Linked DNA regions of Homo sapiens: region 1 is linked to region 2. A link is a contact called in ENCODE Hi-C or POLR2A ChIA-PET data. All regions are on one chromosome and are shown on one strand. Each heading gives the region's core, a stretch centred on a gene start or an enhancer-like site at or near the end of the contact. The rest is flanking DNA. Distances are from core to core; before and after follow the strand shown. Region 1 overlaps MRO (maestro). Region 2 holds the start of SMAD4 (SMAD family member 4).

Region 1 (2,700 bases), core at 1-2,500, 220 kb before region 2:
TCTTCATACTCTCATGGATGACTTCCAAATTCACAGGGTCATACAGTCCATACACCAGCAGGTCGAGGACAATTTTCTTATACTTTCTCACCTGTCACCAAGGTTTGAAAAGCAGTAATAGCACAGGAACTGCTCCCCATAGGTTGAAAAGCAACCCCACATCTAAGCTACTAATAACCTAGGACTTGAACTAACACACCAGGGCTTTTTTCAAGATCTGCACAACTCTCATTAAAATACAAATGCTTCCATTAACCCAACCCAAGAGCCCAACTCAGCCTAGGAAGGAAAACAGAAAGAGCAATCTGGAGTGTGGCATGTGGGTGGGTGAGGCTCAGTGGGGCTCTTCAAATAGGGCAGCAGACCTGGGTGATCTCAGGGCCTGGGGAGAACTAGGTACCTTTATAGTGGGGAGGAGACAAAATGGACACTGAAGTTGGCGGATGGTAAAGGAGGAGGTGGGAAAAACATCTTTTATGAAACAAACATTAAATTACTAGAAAAAAAAATCACTTAAATTCACCAGGAAGGGTAACAGCTGTGAGTTTATCCTTCCTGCAGCTCTGTCTCTCACAGCTGATATTGCTGAGGTGTCATGAGCCTAAGATGACCCTGAATGAGTGACACCCTGAATGAGTCTCCTCCCCTTGAGTGCAGAAGGAACCTGTGACTCGCTTCCAGCCTACGGACATGACTTTACATTGCATAAGACTCTATCTTTTTTTTTTTTTTTGAAATGGAGTCTCGCTCTGTCGCTCAGGCTGGAGTGCCTGGTGTGATCTCTGCTCAAGCCTCAGCCTCCCGAGTAGCTGAGATTGCAGGCACATGCCACCATGCCTGGGCAATTTTTTGTATTTTTACAAAAATATAAAAGAAATGGGGTTTCACCATGTTGGCCAGGCTAGTCTTGAACTCCTGACTTCAAGTGGTCCACCCGCCTTGGCCTCCCAAAGTGCTGGAACTGCAGGCGTGAACCACTACGGCCCAGCCCATAAGACTCTATCTTAGCAGACAGGAGGAGGCGACACCCTCCTGCTGGCCTGGAGGAAGTGAGCTGCCTGCTGTGACAGAGTGGCCTGTAGGCATCGAAAGTGGCCCCCGGCATACAGCAGGCAAAAAAACAGAAACCTCTGTCCCACAATGGGAAGTAACTGAATTCTGCCAACAACGATGTAAGCGAACCCTGAGCTTCAGGAAGGAATGCAGTCTGGCAGACGCTTGATTGCAGCCTCGTGAGATCCTAAGCAGATGACCCAGCTGAGCTGCACCTGGACTCCTGACCCGCGAAAACCCGAGATAATCAACACGTGTTGCTGTAAGCTGCTAAGTGTGCGGTGGTTTGTTCCGGGGTGATAGATAACTAATACAACAGACACCATACTCCAGCCCTGGGAGTCTCCACACCAAGGTGGTTGGAGAGGCTTGGGGAGCTGGCTGAGCCCCACTCTCCTTCCCTACCTTGTCAGGGGCTTCATAGGCCATGGTTCCCAAGTTTCTCATTGCCATGTGACGCTTTTTAGCACTGGGGTCCCGAGCTCTTTCTGCCAAGATGAAAAACACATTCTTCAGAGGCTCCCGCTTCTGGAACCTCAGTTTCCAAGAGACCTGGGTGATGGGTCAAAAATGTATTAATTTGGGAGTGTTCAGAGTCATACCAATCCCAACCCCAATCTCTCCCTCTAAAGAAAATCCCGTGATTGCCTGCTCAATTTTACCCCTTCTTTCTCCTACTAAAGACGGCTGGGTTTTGTTGGAAATGTACTCATTTGGTCTACATAACGAAGAAATTGATGGAGAAAGAGGGCAATAAAGATAGTGCAGGCTGGTGTTGAGGTAGGTTTAGGAGATTAAGGGGAGAGGCTCTAGAGCAGCTATGGGTGTGATAGAAGTTGAAAAAAAGAGGACTTGATCAGTGTTGATGTGATGTGGGAATAGGGATCTGTTTCACAGGGAAAGGTGTGCCGTTACTCCTCAAAGAGCTCCCTTTACCCCTTCTTCTCCAGCTCTTTCCCATTTTTCTGCTCTCCTTTGTAGCCAAATGCCTTGAAAGACATCTATACTTGTTTTCTCCCGTTTGTCTCCTCCCATTGCCTCTTGAACCCTCTGCAATCAGGCTAATGTCCCCTCACCCCTACCCTGCCAAATGACTAATTCCAAGGGTCAGTTCTCAGTAGTCATCTTACTCAACCTCTCAATAGCACTTGACACAATTAGCAAAGCATATCTGCAAACATCTAGTACACATCTACAAACATTTCAGCACTGATCTAGTACACATCTACAAACATTTCAGGATTAATCTAGTACACATCTACAAACATTTCAGGATTAATCTAGTACACATCTACAAACATTTCAGCACTGATCTAGTACACATCTACAAACATTTCAGCACTGATGTAGTACACATCTACAAACATTTCAGGGCACTTAAAGGATGTCCCAACTCCAGAATGCATGCATCTGAGCATGCAGTTAAGAACAGGAAGAGAAATGCATGAATAATGCAAATTGGGGAACACTGTGTGTCTGATGCAGACACCTGTACTTTAAGAACTAAACTCTATCATGCCTGTAATCCCAGCACTTTGGGAGGCCGAGGCAGGCGGATCGCCTGAGGTCAGGAGTTCGAGACTAGCCTGGCCAACATGGCGAAACCCTGAAACCCCGTCTCTATAAAAATACAAAAAATTAGCTGGG
Region 2 (2,700 bases), core at 33-2,532:
TAATATCCATTCACTAAGGTCATTTACTTTCTCAGCATAGATACCGATTTTTGAATTGTCCCTTTTGGATTGCTGGGGAGGTTCTGCATTGATCCCATGCACCTTAGTAGTGGGTGAGAATTTTGACTTTCTTCTGTAAGGTGGGAGGACAGTTTTGAAAGGGGATGCTGTGTCCTCAGCTCCTTTCTCAAGCTGGGCAAGTTTAGAAAATAGAATATATAGCAATGGAAGATGTGGAAATGAATTCCCTTAAAACTGGTCTCCATAAACCCCAGGGGTAAGAGAACACCAGTTTGGAGCTTTAGGGGCTTTCTGGTCAAAGAGGGAATGGCCCAGGCGGTGATGTGGAGGATAGAATGAAGCACTGAGTATGAGTGGCGAAGGCGTACGGTGGGTGTAGAGATTTTCTGGGCGACGTGACCTAAGAAATGACTTTAGAACTGGCTAATCATTGGTTTTGGAGGGACTAAAAGTAGTTCCTGGTTGGTGAAAATAAATCATTAATGCGTTTTAAATGAAAAAGAAATGCATGCGTCTTGTAAAAAATGTGAAATAAAAGAGGCATAAAGTCAAAAGCAGAGCCTATGCCTTCCCCCACCAAACAAACAGGTAACCTAGTTAACAGGTGTGTCGTAGGATTCGAAGTTCGCCTCCAGCTCCGAGAGTGCGCCTACATCTCTTCCAACAAAATCCACTCACACTTGCAACGCCTGGCAAGGCTCTTCAATATGTGATTCCTTGACTGTCCTGTGCGTCTCTCGAGTGTAAACACCTCTGGGGCTCGTGATTCGGGGCTGCCAGAAAGAGAAGGAAGGTGCCGCCAGCGTCTGTTTCTTCCCGAAGTGAACTCCTACAACCTAGCCACCTTCTCCCCAGAGCTGTCGACTGGCTGTTGAAGGCCAATTTTTGTGCCTACGCAGGTCCTCAACACAGAACAAAACAAAAAAACAACAAAGGCCGGGCTAATAGCTATTTATAAACACTTACTGGACGCCCACTCTACGCCGAGCTCTCCCGCGCTCCTTGGATACTTTTTTGCAACGAGATGCCAATTTCCCCGGCGACCACTCCCTCAAACAGGCCTTCGCCTCCGCCCGCGCTGAGGCCCAGGCCCAGGTCCAGATTCAGAGCCGCCCGCCGGCTGGCGCTGCCCTGTAGGCGCCTGCGCAGAGCGACCCTCCCCGTCACTCGGAGCGGGAGGCGGGGGCAGCCGGGAGAAAGGAAAGCTGCGGGGGAAAAGGGCCAAACCCTGAAATTACCCGGATGTGGTCCCCGCGCGCGCATGCTCAGTGGCTTCTCGACAAGTTGGCAGCAACAACACGGCCCTGGTCGTCGTCGCCGCTGCGGTAACGGAGCGGTTTGGGTGGCGGAGCCTGCGTTCGCGCCTTCCCGCTCTCCTCGGGAGGCCCTTCCTGCTCTCCCCTAGGCTCCGCGGCCGCCCAGGGGGTGGGAGCGGGTGAGGGGAGCCAGGCGCCCAGCGAGAGAGGCCCCCCGCCGCAGGGCGGCCCGGGAGCTCGAGGCGGTCCGGCCCGCGCGGGCAGCGGCGCGGCGCTGAGGAGGGGCGGCCTGGCCGGGACGCCTCGGGGCGGGGGCCGAGGAGCTCTCCGGGCCGCCGGGGAAAGCTACGGGCCCGGTGCGTCCGCGGACCAGCAGCGCGGGAGAGCGGACTCCCCTCGCCACCGCCCGAGCCCAGGTAACCGCGCCATGTCCCCTCCCCTTCCCCCGGCCGGGCCCGCGCACCCCGCCTGTGGCTTCCCCGCCCCGGGGCGGGCTCCCGACGACGGCGGCGGCGGCGGCGGCGGCTGGGAGCGCGCGGAATCCTCTGGGAGGGCGACCGCGGCGGCCTGACGAGCCGGGCCGGGCGGGCCGGCTGAATGCCGGGCGGCGGTGCCTCGCGTCCCTCGGGCCCCCAGCTCCGCTTGCAGCTCGTGGGAGAATCAAGTTAAACTCGGACGGGACTCCTGCCGCGGCCGCCGCTCCTCTTTGTTGTTCTCAGTAGTTTCACGGTCGCCCCGGCTGAGCGCGTTGGGTCGGCTGGAATGTGTTGCCTTAGGGTCTAAGTGAAAGTTGTAAATTGTTTGTCTAAATTTATTTTCTCCAGCCAATTTCTGTTTTGTCTTTGTCCCCTACTTTCTCTTCCTAGTCTTGTCATGCCAGTTTACGCTTCTGGCTTTGATATGTTTACTTTTTGAGTACTGAGAGTGACAGCGGTATGCAGGACACATTCTTAGCACCTAACTGAACCCCTCCTTGCCCCCAATAAAACATGCTTCCTAATAAAAGACACAGCTGATCTTACTGTTAGCACTGCATGTACTGACAGTGAAATTGGTGTAGGGTGGAGGGCGGTGGCTCCATCACTTGTCCCAAACTGCTGTTAGGATTTCTCAAACTAGATTTTCAAAGACACAAGTGTGTTTAGTTAACCTGAAAGGTTTATTTGCTGGTGCAGAGGCTTTAAAAAGCCCTGTTGAAGATTGATAGCTGTTTCCCTTCAAAAACCTAAGTACGTTTGTTTTTATTTAAAAAAACACATTTATTTCCCAATTAGTTTCTTAATGCATTTAGTTTTTGCACCGTAGTTTAAGGTGGAATTGCCAGTTATTTAGGAATAATAAACACAACAGGATAATAGCGGAATTACCCTGAATTGACTTTCTGCAAACATATAATCTTAGCTAATTTTTGTTAGTAACCTTT

Evidence for each region. A loop is a pair of places that touch in the nucleus more often than their neighbours do. ChIA-PET counts read pairs that join two places held with the same protein, here RNA polymerase II (POLR2A). Pooled maps may share reads with other maps.
Region 1: a loop to region 2 is called in a map of CD14-positive monocyte, with 3 times the contacts of the local background. The contact joins the enhancer-like site here to the promoter of SMAD4 in region 2. A Hi-C loop is called at or near these places in 15 of 168 maps with a recorded cell type or tissue (B cell, CD14-positive monocyte, GM12878 and 10 more) and 3 of 50 pooled maps. POLR2A ChIA-PET finds 5 or more read pairs at or near these places in 5 of 52 experiments (BJ, CD4-positive, alpha-beta T cell, HCT116 and 1 more).

The regions. Positions count from the first base shown.
Region 1 is chr18:50,805,246-50,807,945 of GRCh38, forward strand. It overlaps MRO (maestro), which reads right to left. Exons shown (of 8, transcript NM_031939.6): 4 at 1,459-1,605; 5 at 1-91. Among named protein-coding and RNA genes, the nearest start is that of MRO, 13 kb to the right of the region's middle. Within about 2 kb of position 1,251, at least 4 of the 41 ENCODE cell types and tissues checked have a DNase peak (open chromatin) inside an H3K27ac peak, as active enhancers do; they include CD14-positive monocyte, where a contact is called at or near this core.
Region 2 is chr18:51,028,931-51,031,630 of GRCh38, forward strand. SMAD4 (SMAD family member 4) reads left to right here and starts at 1,283. Exons shown (of 12, transcript NM_005359.6): 1 at 1,283-1,693. LOC107985152 (a long non-coding RNA gene) reads right to left here and starts at 1,164. Exons shown (of 4, transcript XR_007066370.1): 1 at 988-1,164. RefSeq lists enhancers at 868-1,037, 894-1,512 and a silencer at 1,318-1,897.